2 separate regions of the Homo sapiens genome follow, and region 2 is linked to region 1. A link is a contact called in ENCODE POLR2A ChIA-PET data. All regions are on one chromosome and are shown on one strand. The core of a region is the stretch at or near the end of the contact, and the rest is flanking DNA. Distances in the headings are between cores, read along the strand shown.

Region 1 (6,650 bases), core at 575-3,074:
GGGCGGCCAGGCTGAGCATCAGTAGACAGAGCTGATGTGCTTAGGAGTGACAGTATCCCCACCACAGGGAACACAGAGCTAAAGGAACTTGCCCTGGGGTGCCCAGCAGCGGGTAGAGCAGCGGGGTCTGTCTGACTCCAGGTTAAGGCCTCCTGCGTTACCCTCATGCCGTGCCCTGGGGCCACCCAGGTCTTCACCACCCTCTCTCTGTTCCTCACTTCTATTCTCACAGCTGCTCCGGGCCCTGCCCCTGGCAGCTCCCCTCACAGCCTCAGTCTTGTGGCCGGGCCGTTCTGGACCCTATCCTCTCCACAGTCGGACTGACCTCCTCCTGTGCTGCACATGGTGGCCTGGCGGGGTCTGAGGAAGCCTCCCCACCATCACCCACCCCCCACCCACTGGCAGCCCAGGCCCAGGCTCTTGGCCGGGACTGTGGTGGGCCTGTCTTCCGGCTCTGCCTATCGGGGTCTTCCTGCTGCTCTCTCAGGAAGGGGTAGCCCCCACCCCCGGCAGGGAAGGAAGATGAGGAGCCCCCGTGTCACTAGCCCCGTGGTCCTCCATGACTGATACCACAGCTGCTCTGCTGTAACTTCCTGTGGGGGCAGGGCCTTCCCACCCAGGCTGGGCCTGTCACCAACCTGCTCAAAGCTTCCGCCAAGGGGAGGGAGCGTGGGGGCAGGCCCCTGGGTCACCTAGACCCCCTCAGACCTCAGCAATGTGACTTCAGCCTCGGCCCAGACAAGACCACTCCTTCTGCCCCTATTGGTGGCTGAATGGAGGATTGTGGCTGCGTCTGATCCTTAGCAGACCAGCTGCAGCAGAAGGGAGGGAGGGAAGAGGGTGGGAGGGAGAGGAAGTTGGGGAAATGTCTTTTTTGGAACCAAATGATTAAGCTAATGCCTGAGTCACCGTGACACCATTATCGGGAGCTGAGCAGCAGGGATGGCCCGGAAGTGCCCAGAGACACCCGTGGCGGCCGCCCATGGTGCCGAGTTCAGCAAGCGGGCAGCGGACACTCACTGATCTGCTCCACAATCTTCAGGAGCACCCCGCCGATGTGCGACTCCCCAGTGACCCGCAGGGTGACCGACTCGGCCTCTGGGTCCTCCTCTCCCACAAACACCCGCAGCTCCCATGACGAGTCGATGTAGTCCCCGGAGGCTGTCTTCATCCCCGCCATGGCTGCGGCTGCTGCTACAGAGAGTGTGGAAGGAGGCAAGGTGGGCAGGCCCTGGTAGGCCTCCGGGTTTGGGCAGAAGAGCTCTGTGATGCCCTGGACACACCCAGAGGAAAGCCGCTCATGAAGGAGGGCGGGAGTGAGCACCCAGGCCAGCACGCCCGTGGTACCCTCAGACTCTCTCTCCAGCGCTGGCGCTTGAGCCGCGAGGGCCCTCAGAGACCATGTAGTCCAATCCGCTCCCATCCTACAGGCGGGCAGACTGAGGCCGGGTAAGAAGGGGCTCACTCAGGACCACCGTGCTCAATGCCAGCCCACAGCTCACTCCCAGACCCTCAGGGGCAGCTGCCCACTCTGGCCATGGCTTCGTACCCAGGCCAGGAAGTAGTTCCGATCCTGGCCCACAGCTCAGATGCCAACATCACAAACCAGCCAAAGCCTCTCCGGGGAGGTGGAAAGTTCAGGCTGCCGCATGGCGAGAGGCAGGCTGGGCAGAGGCTGCAGGAGGATAAGGAAGAGAAGGGCCCAGGGTCCCAGTGAGGCCTGAGCTTACCTTTCCTGGCAAGGGCTGGGGGCTGCAGGTGGGTCTCGGGCTACACCCCTGTGGGCCGTGGGCTTCCTGCCCTCCTTTCTCTTTGGAGCTTCCTTCAGGGCAGCCCTTGCTTGTGCCTTATCACGAGCAGGGCGGGTTCAGCCCCTCCCCAGGGCGGGCTGGCGCTGGGTGCAGGAAGCACACTGCCAGCCCACAGAGGGTTCCAGGGGCCCCCCCACCTTTGTCCCCAGAGAGCACAGGAAGCTAGGGAGAGCGGGGCTTAGCGACTCAACACCATAAAAACGCCCCCTTCCTCATTTGGAGGGAAGCTCAGTGCAAACTCAACAAGTCCCCCGGCTGTGTGTGTTCAGGGCTAGGTCCACTTTTGTGGGAAGTGTCTGCCATCCTCAGCCTGTCACATGAGGTGGGGACCTTGGGCTTTGAAACATCACTGGGCTGCCGGAGGGAGAGCCCAGGAGTCGACAGAGTGTATCCAGGTTATTTGGGACTCACAGGTTAAATCGGCTCCAGCCTGGCTATCCCTATCAACCAAGGATCCCTCAAGGCCCCAGAGGGAAACAAGTCCATTTTGCAGTTTTTCCTAGCTCCGCGTAGGGCTACCTTCAAACTCATGAACTCAGACCTGCCAGGTGAACAAGTGAACAGTACTTGGCCCAGACCATCCACAACCTCCCGGGCCCTCAGGTCACCCAGCTCCAAACACGACCCCTCCACTGTGCTCCACTTGGATGAGCCTCCCCGAGTCCCCACGAGGCTCACTCCCATCAAGTCCCTGCTTAGGTGACACCTCAGGGGTCTCTGGTGGTCTATACCCTCCTGCTCATCACCTGCCCTAGGATGTGGACTTCAGTAGAGCAAGGCACGTCCGCCACCAGCTCTGCGCAGGACAGCGGCCTTTCCAGTGAACACACTGGGGTTGGAGCATGCAGGGTGGGCAAGCCTGGGGGCGGCAGAGTCCTGCCAATGGGGGAGGCTACCTGAGCATCGCCACTCAGATGGGGAAGGGGGCGGCCTGCCGGGGATTCCCAGGGGAAAAGAAAGCTGATGAAACTAACAGCAGGAAGTCCAGCCAGCTGCTAGTCTCAGCGCCTTCCTAGCCCAGAAAGCAGCACTCTTGGAGCAAATGAGGAAGTTTTACTCCTGCCCCAAAGGCCTCCCCAGTCCAGGAAGAGAGCTTTAGAAAACGCAGCTTGTTGCAACCATGGAAAAGTGTAATTAAAGCTTAGCACCCTAAGTTCTCAGGTAAGAGCCGTGCATTAAAACCATCACCCAGGCCGGGCGCGGTGGCTCACGCCTGTTAACCCCAGCACTTTGGGAAGTCCAGGCGGGTGGATCACGAGGTCAGGAGATTGAGACCATCCTGGCTAACACGGTGAAACCCCGTCTCTACTAAAAATACAAACAAACAAACAAACAAAAAATTAGCCGGGCGTGGTGGCGGGCGCCTGTAGTCCCAGCTACTCGGGAGACTGAGGCAGGAGAATGGCGTGAACCCGGGAGGCAGAGCTTGCAGTGAGCTGGATCACGCCACTGCACTCCAGCCTGGGCGACAGAGAGAGACACCATCTCAAAAAATACAAACAAAAAAAACCCATCACCCAGTGGGGTGCAGTGGCTCATGCCTGTAATCCCAGCACTTTGGGAGGTTGAGGCGGGTGGATCACTTGAGGTCAGGAGTTCGAGACTAGCCTGGCCAATATGGCGAAACACCTGTCTCCACTAAAATATAATAATTAGCTGGGTGTGGTAGCAGGCTCCTGTAATCCCAGCTACTGGGGAGGCTGAGGTAGGAGAAGCGTTTGAACCCAGGAGGTGGAGGTTGCAGTGAGCCGAGATCACACCACTGCACTCCAGCCTGAGACTCCATCTCAAATAACAAAACAAAAACAATCCATGACCCAACTCCTAAATCTAACAGCAGCTAACAGCATAGCTGCCCTCTCCCCACAGAGGTCTCAGCATCTCACATTAGAATCCTGTTCTCTGGATCTCCACTATAACGTGGAGAATTAACAGCACCCAAAGCTTATCTGAACCTCTCATTGGTACTACTTGGGGTGGGGAAGCCTTCAGATTCCCTTCCAGCTGCTGAGCAACAGCGCCATCTGGCAACCTTCTTGGCAAAGCCATGGAGCTGTGCCAAGCCACAGCTTGGGACTCCTCCTAAGCCCGCCCCAAAGAGAAGAGCAAGATCAGGTTCCAGGAGCAGCCCCTGCAAGACAAACTCCTGGTTTAAAAAAAAAAAAAAAATCACTCAAGGCCAAAGCAACATATAACCACGCCCAACTGGCTTGTTTTATTGGAGAAGGGGACGCAGAATAAACAACGTGAGACAGCTGGGACCTGAGGCTGGAAGAACCCCCTCCCCTCCCCATAACATGCCCACTGCCCCAAATAAAAAAAAAACCAACTATGGGAGAGCAGCCGAGACAGCAACTAGGGGCAGGGGAAAGAGACATGGAACTCGAGGGCAGCGGTGAAGAGACCATGCGTGTGCTGGGAGGGCCCAGAGGCAGCGGCGGCACAAACAGCGCAGGTACGAGTCTCTGTGTCTTCCCCGGGGTTATGTATAAATATAGAGAGATGAGGCCTTCTCTCCCCTGCTCTCCCTTCCGCTCCGTGCTGCTCGCCGCGGTCCCAGCTCCTCTTTCCACATGAGGGCGAAGGGAAGGGGGGATGAACAAGTCATCACCGAATTGCAATCAGACCCACATCCATCAGCTTCTGGATCTTCTGTGCTATTACAGGATTCTTTAAGTGTCTACAGAGGAAGACGCAGTTACTTGAAATGAGACAACCTTTAAAGTCTTACTTGCTCTCAGAGCAAGCCCCAATTCAACCCCCTCTACAGAAGGCCCCGGCAGGGAGGGGTCCTGGCGAGGCCCGGGGCGCCGAGCTGCAGAGGCCTGCTCCACTTCGCAGAACTTGCCAGTCCTACTCTTGAGCCCACGACACAGCTTCCAGTCAAGACCTTTCTCCCAGCTAAATGGGCCTTTCCAAATGACTGCTTAAGCTATCACGACTAACAAAGCCCTTCCAGCTCGCCACCCACTGCCAATCTCCTTAAGTTTAGGAAGAATGACAGAATTCCTCTTCCTCGCAGACTGAGCATACCACCCCCCAGCCGCGTGCACTCATCTGCCTGCTTTTGTTCTCCATTTCCAGCAAGGCCGCCTCTCTGACTCTACGTACTCGCTGAGTGCCTGGGGGTCCTTCTGCATCTGTTCCAGGATAAGGCGCATGGCTGGGTCACTCATGATCTGCTGCACCTCAGGGTCGGCCATGGCTCGTCGCTTCACATCTTCGGGGCTGTCGTGCCGGTTGTACTGCGCCATCATACAGCGCTGGTAGCCGTCTGCCGCCTCCTGCAGTCCAGAAGAGACAAAGGTGAAGCGTGTTAGGACCACCCAGCTCACTGCTTCAGCAGGTCCAAGATAACAGAGGTAACTGACAAGGGGAGAGAGAACAAGTAAGAGAGAAACAGAGAGAAATGGAGGTGACAGGGAAGAAATCAGGGACTGAACATGGAAAAGCCCCAACAGAGAAAGAGGCAGGGGGGGCCCCTGGAGGCCAGAAGCAGCCCCACCTTACAGCTGGAGTCCAGGTCTAGCGCCTTCTGGTACACATCCATGGCTTTGGTGTAGTCCTTCATCGCTTCCAGCGCAGCGGCTTTCCGTGTATAACCCTTGACTACAAACAGGAAAGGTGGCGCGTTATCCAACCGCAGCGCCCAAGGCTGCTCCTTGCACCTCTTCACCTGCACACCAACACTGTTCACACCTGCTGATGTTGGATCCTAAATCCTACAGGTCCCAAGGACACACAGGTAGACAAAGGGCTTGCCCTTTCCTTCTCTAATCTTTTGGCTAGAGACAGGGGACAGGCAGCAGAAAGGCACTTACTGAAGGTCGGCTCCAGCTGGATACATTCCTCACAGTCCTAGAATGAAGCAACAGAAAGAAATTAGGCTCATTCCCTTGGACAAGCTCAGTACAGGCAACTCAAGCATGTGGACTTCCAACTCTAATGCCTCACCCAGCACCAAACAGAGGGGACAACATCAGGAAAGACAACTCCAGATGATGGATCATCCCACACAAGACAAACTGCCTGGACTCTGCAAGAGGCTGATGTTATGAAAAACACATAGCGGGGGACAATTCCAGTTTGAGAAACTGAAGAGTACATGACAACTAGACAAAATGCGTGGGCCTTGGTCCTGAGAGCTTTGGAATCCAAAACCATTGCTGACTAAAAAACAAAACAACGCTGGGTGCGGTGGCTCATGCCTGTAATCCCAGCACTCTGGAAGGCCAAGGTGGGTGGATCACCTGAGGTCAGGAGTTTGACACCAGCCTGGCCAACATGGTGAAACCCCATCTCTACTAAAAAAAAAAAAAAAAAAAAAAAAAAATTTGCTGGCCTGGTGGCTGCACCTGTAATAATCCCAGCTACTCAAGAGACTGAGGCAAGAGAATCGCTTGAATCCAGGAGGCAGAGGTTGCAGTGAGCCAAGATCACGCCATTGCACTCCAGCCTGGGCAACAAGAGTGAAACTCTGTCTCAAAAAAAAATAAAAACAAACAAACAAAAATAAAAAAACCTCAGTTTTAAAACATATTTTTGGAGAAGTGGGCAAGTCTAAGTATGGATGGACAGACGGCAGATGGCATCAGGCCTTGGTCTGGTGAGGTCGCGTGTGCTGACAGTGCTGCACTGGACAGGAGTCTTTTCAGGCAATGCGTGCACAAGACTTGGATGTCTCATTCTAAGTACCAAATGTATACAATTTCCTTTCGCAAACAGTTCAGCAAAAACAGGTCAACATTTGTCAGATAAAGGTGGAAGATACACCAGATATTCACTATGTATTCTTCTCTTTGAAACATCTTCAAAGTGAGAAATGATGAGGAAGAGAAC
Region 2 (6,699 bases), core at 832-3,331, 620 kb after region 1:
AACCTGGTGAAACCCCGTCTCTACTATAAATACAAAACAAAATTAGCTGGGCGTGGTGGCCTGTAGTCGCAGCTACTTGGGAGGCTGAGGCAGGAGAATGGCGTGAACCCAGGAGGCGGAGCTTGCAGTGAGCCGAGATTGCACCACTGTACTCCAGCCTGGGCGACTGAGCAAGACTCTGTCTCAAAAAAAAAAAAACAAAAAAAAACAAAAAAAAAAGTTTATGATTAATCAAATTTCCTGAGAAGGGAAACAATGAATTTAAACTAAAACGTAATTTGTGCTTTACATGCCTAAGAATATTCTAAAAAAAAGATTCTCCTACTTTCCACCTACCTAAAAATATTTAGGTTTCAAAAAACATATATTTTAGTAGGGTTTTGTAAAGAAACTTTCATACTGAACAGTACTTAAAAAAAAAAAAAAAGCAACCAGAAGCTATACTCACAATGAAGTCTAGTCTGAGTGAGAGAAAATATTAAGGTAAATAGAAATTGAAGATGTGTCTGGCGGCAATACATATATTACATAAATCTGGATAAATTGTGGGGTATTATTTTGAAATTACTGTAAATGAAACCAAATTTTTATGCAAATATTTTATTTCTTTTTAAATGATTTATTATTTTTTGTATACTTGATCACTGTTGGAAAATATACAACTATTTCATAACCATTCTTATATTGTAACCTCTAACAGTCTCAATTGGATTGCTTTCAGAATAACACTACTATCTCCACTTCTTCTTTAATCCACCTATAACATTGTTGAAAGTGAAGGCAGCACATTAGCACTTTCTTTTTTCCAGAAATGATTTAGATTTCCCTAAATCAAGGCTTAACTCAGAAGAGCTTTGTAGTATAAATGTCTAAATGTCTGTAGTCTGGCAGAATTTGTTTGCCCACTTAAAAAAAAAACAGTCTTCTTAATATTTCTAATGAGAGACAGCTTTTCTCTTTCACAATATCCTGATATCCTGATTTAAGACCTGTGACACACACCAGGTAGCCCATTTTCATGATCAGAAATCCTGTAATAACAACACAGCAGCTGGATTGGACCTTTCAGTCTTGCAACATGAAAATGATCAATGGCATCTGAAGGTAGCACTGACTCTTGGAGAGAGAGTTTTTCCCATCAAGTTTGCACTATTAGGACTAACTAGCTTCCAACAGTCTTGTGTTTAATCATACTCTTTGACTATGTACAAAGCATGGCCACAAACAATGAGGTTATTGTTGTTTTCCTTGACAAAGTATCTTTTGTATGAACCAGTTGCATCAGCTTTTGTTTTCACACCATGAGGTTCTATAAAGAACTAGGGACATATTGTTCCTCCTCCATTATCTGCAGACTATTTCTCCTACCCTGACACAGAGCTTAGCAAGGAAAATGCTGGATACAAGTGATTTTATGCAGGTTCCCTAGCAAGTTAACCCAACAGAACCATGGCTGCCACAAAACCATGCCTAATTATCTTTTAGAGGAGCATTTAAAGACTTAGCAGCAGTCAAACCTCAGGTTGGTAGCTCCATCCAAACTTTGGTCATCATGAATTCTGTCTGTTAAAACTACTTTTTTTTTTTGAGATGGTGTCTCACTCTGTCACCCAGGCTGGAGTGCAGAGGTGTGATCTCGGCTCACTGCAACCTCCGCCTCCCGGTTCAAGTGATTCTCCTGCCTCAGCCTTCTGAGTAGCTGGGATTACAGGTGCGTGCCACCATGCCTGGCTAATTTTTGTATGTTTAGTAGAGATGAGGTTTCACCATGTTGGTCAGGCTGGTCTCGAACTCCTGACCTCATCATCCGCCTGCCTCGGCCTCCCAAAGTGCTGGGATTATAAGCATGAGCTACTGTGCCTGGCTATCTGTTAAAACTTCTATGTGACCAATGTTGAGAAGAGTTTGGGGATCTTCAGTGGTTAAAAATATATACGTATCTTGATGCTACTGAGGCTTATCTGGGCCATAAATGTGTTTAATGTCAGGAAACACATAGTTGTGTTTAACCTCAGGAAACACAGCAGTGTAATTAACACAAGGTGCCCAGAACTGATTTCTCAGCAGCCAGAACTCATGATGAGAAAACTCACAGCTGAGTGTCGTGGTGAATTGTGATAGTTTCCTTTCTGTTTTGGGAGGGAAGTGGAGGGAGTTCTTTTTTCTTTATGATAATTATTACTTCCTTTCATTGCCGAGTTTTCTTTGTACCTGTTGTCAATTCTTCCCACATGATCCAATTAGCTCTCAGTACAGTTCTCCACAAGGGAAACCATGTCAAGTAACCTACAAGTTCTTGTTTATTTTGCTTGGACACGTCTATCCCAGAGATGGCCCTTCTTCCCTCTGTGCTGGTTGCTCCTTGGCCAATTGCATGGCTGTCATCCTGGACTCCCCTTGGCTGTCATCCTTTGGATTTCCTTTCCTTCTCTTGGATTGCATTCTCTGATTCTATGATCTCTTAGTTTTCTGTTTCTTTGCTCTTTCTCTTATTTAGGTAGATCACATCCTCCAGAAGTTGCTTTAGGTTAGAAACACAGTACAATGGGAGAGGATAGTGGTTATGGCAGTCCTCAACATGCTAGGCTCTGGAGTCACAATGCTCCAATCTGGATTGATAAGTGCATTATTTTCCTATTGCTGCTGTAACAAATTAGTACAAAGTTAGTGGCTTAAGACTCCACAATTTATTATCAACAGTTCTGTGGGCCAGAAGTCTAAAATGAGTTTCACTGGGCTAAAATCAAAGCATTGACATTCTTTTCTAGTGTCTGTAGGAGAAAATCAATTTTCTTGCCTTTTCCAACTTCTAGAGGTTACTGGTATTGGGGGAACCAGTCCCTAATATTTCAACATAGGTTCTTTTCTATTTTCCGTAAGTGTTGGCCAGGCTGAGAAATAAAGAGAAAGAGTACAAAGAGAGAAATTTTACAGCTGGGCCTCCAGGGGTGCCATCACATATTGGTAGGACCGTGATGACAACCCCCAGCCACAAAATCAGCAAGTTTTTATTACGGATTTTAAAAGGGGAGAGGGCGTACAAACAGGGAGTAGGTCACAAGGATCACATGCTTCAAAGGGCTATAAAGATCACAAGGTGAAAGCAAAATTAGAATTACTGATGAGGGTCTGTGTCCTGCTGTGCACGCATTGTCTTGATAAACATCTTAACAGGAAACAGGGTTTGAGAGCAGACAACCAGTCTGACTAGAATTTACCAGGCTGGAATTTCCCAATCCTAGTAAGCCTGAGGGTACTGCAGGAGACAGGGCATATTTCAGTCCTTATCTCAACTGCATCAGACAGACACTCCCAGAGCGGCCGTCTATAGACCTACCCCCAGGAATGCATTCCTTCCCCAGGGTTGTTCCTTGCTCGGAAAAGAATTCAGCGATATTTCTCCTACTCACACATCTGTCTATAGGCTTTCTGCAAGAAGAAAAATATGGCTCTATTCTGCCCGACCCCGCAGGCAGTCAGACCTTATGGTTATCTTTCCTTGTTCCCTGAAAATCGCTGTTATTCTGTTCTTTTTCAGGGTGCACTGATTTCGTATTGTTCAAACACACATATTTTACAATCAGTTTGTACAATAGTGGTCCTGAGGTGACGTACATTCTCAGCTTACGAAGATAACGTGATTAAGAGATTAAAGACAGGCATAAGAAATTATAAGAGTATTAATTGGGGAAGTGATAAATGTCCATGACATCTTCACAATTTGTGTTCAGAGATTGCAGTAAAGACAGGTGTAAGAAGTTATGAAAGTATTAATTTTGGGAACTGATAAATGTCCATGAAATCTTAACAATTTATGTTCTTCTGCTGTGGCTTCAGCTGGTCCTCCGTTTGGGGTCCCCGACTTTCCACAACATACTGGCATTCCTTGGCTTATAGTCCCCATCTATTTTCAAAGCTAGAGCAATGGCTGGTTGAGTCTTATATTGCATCATTGTGACACTAACTCTTCTGTCTGTCTTCTACCTTTTAAGGAACTTTGTAATTACATTGGGCCCATCTGAATAATCTAGGATAATTTCCTCTTTTTTTTGTTTTTGTTTTTTTGAGACAGTCTTGCTCTGTTGCCCAGGCTGGAGTGCAGTGGCGTGATCTCAGCTCACTGCAAACTTTGCCTCCTGGGTTCAAGTGATTCTCCTGCCTCAGCCTCCCAAGTAGCTGGGATTAGAGGCATGTGCCACCACGCCTGGCTAATTTTTGTATTTTTAGTAGAGATGGGGTTTCACCATGTTGGCCAGGCTGGTCTCGAACTCCTGACCTCGTGATCCACCCTCCTCGGCCTCCCAAAGTGCTGGGATTACAGGCGTGAGCCACCACACCTGGCCGATAATTTCTGTATTTTAAGGTAAATTGATTAGCAGCCTTAACTCCATTTGTAAGCTTAATTCTCACTTGCCATGTAGCATGATATATTTATAGATTCCTGAAATTAGGACATGGACACCTTTTGGGGCTTATCATTCTGCCTACCAGTTATTCTTTACACCTGGTACTAAGTTGTTATCCTGGAATCTCCCTTTACTGTCATTCTGGGGAGATTCCCTTCCAGTCTCTCTAGTAGTAGAAGGCCCATTTTCTCTATCTCATGTCTTCTACTTTCTCCATTTACTCCCCTGTTTTTGGGGAACCATTTTCAGCAGCTTTCTGTAAGAGGATGCATGGGAGGTAAATTCTTTGAGACCCTGTGTGTCTGAATTATTTGTCATTTTACCCTCTCACTTGATTTGATACTTTGTCTGGGTATAGAATTCTAGGTTGGAAATGGTTTCACTTCAGAGTTTTGGAGGCATTGCTCCATTGTCTTCTTCTTTTTTTTTTTTTTTTTTATTATACTTTAAGTTTTAGGGTACATGTGTACAACGTGCAGGTTTGTTACATATGTATACATGTGCCATGTTGGTGTGCTGCACCCATTAACTCATCATTTAACATTAGGTGTATCACCTAATGCTATCCCTCCCCCCTCCCCCCACCCCACAACAGGCCCTGGTGTGTGATGTTCCCCTTCCTGTGTCCATGTGTTCTCATTGTTCAATTCCCACCTATGAGTGAGAACATGCGATGTTTGGTTTTTGTCCTTGTGATAGTTTGCTGAAAATAATGGTTTCCAGCTTCATCCATGTCCCTACAAAGGACATGAATTCATCATTTTTTATGGCTGCATAGTATTCCATGGTGTATATGTGCCACATTTTCTTAATCCAGTCTATCATTATTGGACATTTGGGTTGGTTCCAAGTCTTTGCTATTGTGAATAGTGCTGCAATAAACATACGTGTGCATGTGTCTTTATAGCAGCATGTTTTATAATCCTTTGGGTATATACCCAGTAATGGGATGGCTGGGTCAAGTGTTATTTCTAGTTCTAGATCCCTGAGGAATCGCCACACTGACTTCCACAATGGTTGAACTGGTTTACAGTCCCACCAACAGTGTAAAAGTGTTCCTATTTCTCCATATCCTCTCCAGCACTTGTTGTTTCCTGACTTTTTAATGATCGCCATTCTAACTGGTATGAGATGGTATCTCATTGTGGTTTTGATTTGCATTTCTCTGATGGCCAGTGATGATGAGCATTTTTTCATGTGTCTTTTGGCTGCATAAATGTCTCCTTTGAGAAGTGTCTGTTCATATCCTTCGCCCACTTTTTGATGGGGTTGTTTGTTTTTTTTCTTGTAAATGTGTTTGAGTTCATTGTAGATTCTGGATATTAGCCCTTTGTCAGATGAGTAGATTGGAAAAATTTTCTCCCATTCTGTAGGTTGCCTGTTCACTCTGACGGTAGTTTCTTTTGCTGTGCAGAAGCTCTTTAGTTTAATTAGATCCCATTTGTCAATTTTGGCTTTCGTTGCCATTGCTTTTGGTGTTTTAGACATGAAGTCCTTGCCCATGCCTATGTCCTGAATGGTATTGCCTAGGTTTTCTTCTAGGGTTTTTATGGTTTTAGGTCTAACATGTAAGTCTTTAATCCATCTTGAATTAATTTTTGTATAAGGTGTAAGGAAGGGATCCAGTTTCAGCTTTCTACATATGGCTAGCCAGTTTTCCCAGCACCATTTATTAAATAGGGAATCCTTTCCCCATTTCTTGTTTTTGTCAGGTTTGTCAAAGATCAGATAGTTGTAGATATGTGGCATTATTTCTGAGGGCTCTGTTCTGTTCCATTGGTCTATATCTCTGTTTTGGTACCAGTACTGCTCCATTGTCTTCTTGCTTCCAGAATTGCTTTGAGAAATCTGAAGCCATCCTGATTCCTGATCTTTTCTCCATTTCCTGTTTTTCTCCCTGCTCTAAATGTTGTAATATCTTTACCCAATGCTATAAAATTTCATAGTAATGTGCCTTTGTGTAGGTCTACTTTTATCCATTAAGATGGGACTCAGAGCACTATTTCTTTTCTTTTTTTTTTTTCTTTTGAGACTGAGTCTTGCTCTGTTGTCCAGGCTGGAGTGCAGTGGCACCATCTCAGCTCACTGCAACCTCTGCCTTCCAGGTTCAAGGAATTCTTCAGCCTCAGTCTCCCAAGTGGCTGGGATTACAGGCGCGCACCACCATGCCTGGCTAATTTTTTGTATTTTTAGTAGAGATGGGGTTTCACCATGTTGCCAGGCTGGTCTCGAACTCCTGAGCTCAAGCAATCTGCCTGCCTTGGCCTCCCAAAGTGCTGGGATTACAGACTTG

Evidence for each region. ChIA-PET counts read pairs that join two places held with the same protein, here RNA polymerase II (POLR2A).
Region 2: POLR2A ChIA-PET joins it to region 1 with 14 read pairs in GM10248. The contact joins the enhancer-like site here to the promoter of FERMT3 in region 1. POLR2A ChIA-PET finds 5 or more read pairs at or near these places in 3 of 52 experiments (GM10248, HCT116 and WTC11).

The regions. Positions count from the first base shown.
Region 1 is chr11:64,201,895-64,208,544 of GRCh38, reverse strand. It overlaps FERMT3 (FERM domain containing kindlin 3), which reads right to left and starts at 1,824. Exons shown (of 15, transcript NM_031471.6): 1 at 1,731-1,824; 2 at 1,021-1,194. The coding sequence starts at 1,180. It overlaps STIP1 (stress induced phosphoprotein 1), which reads right to left. Exons shown (of 14, transcript NM_006819.3): 11 at 5,633-5,669; 12 at 5,317-5,420; 13 at 4,923-5,095; 14 at 4,002-4,491. The coding sequence ends at 4,419. RefSeq lists enhancers at 1,176-1,255, 1,576-1,655, 2,090-2,652, 2,556-2,815, 2,653-3,215 and 2 more.
Region 2 is chr11:63,578,018-63,584,716 of GRCh38, reverse strand. The region is part of intron 4 of PLAAT3 (phospholipase A and acyltransferase 3); the gene reads left to right. The region is part of intron 1 of LOC105369335 (a long non-coding RNA gene); the gene reads right to left. Among named protein-coding and RNA genes, the nearest start is that of PLAAT2, 18 kb to the right of the region's middle. Within about 2 kb of position 2,081, at least 4 of the 41 ENCODE cell types and tissues checked have a DNase peak (open chromatin) inside an H3K27ac peak, as active enhancers do.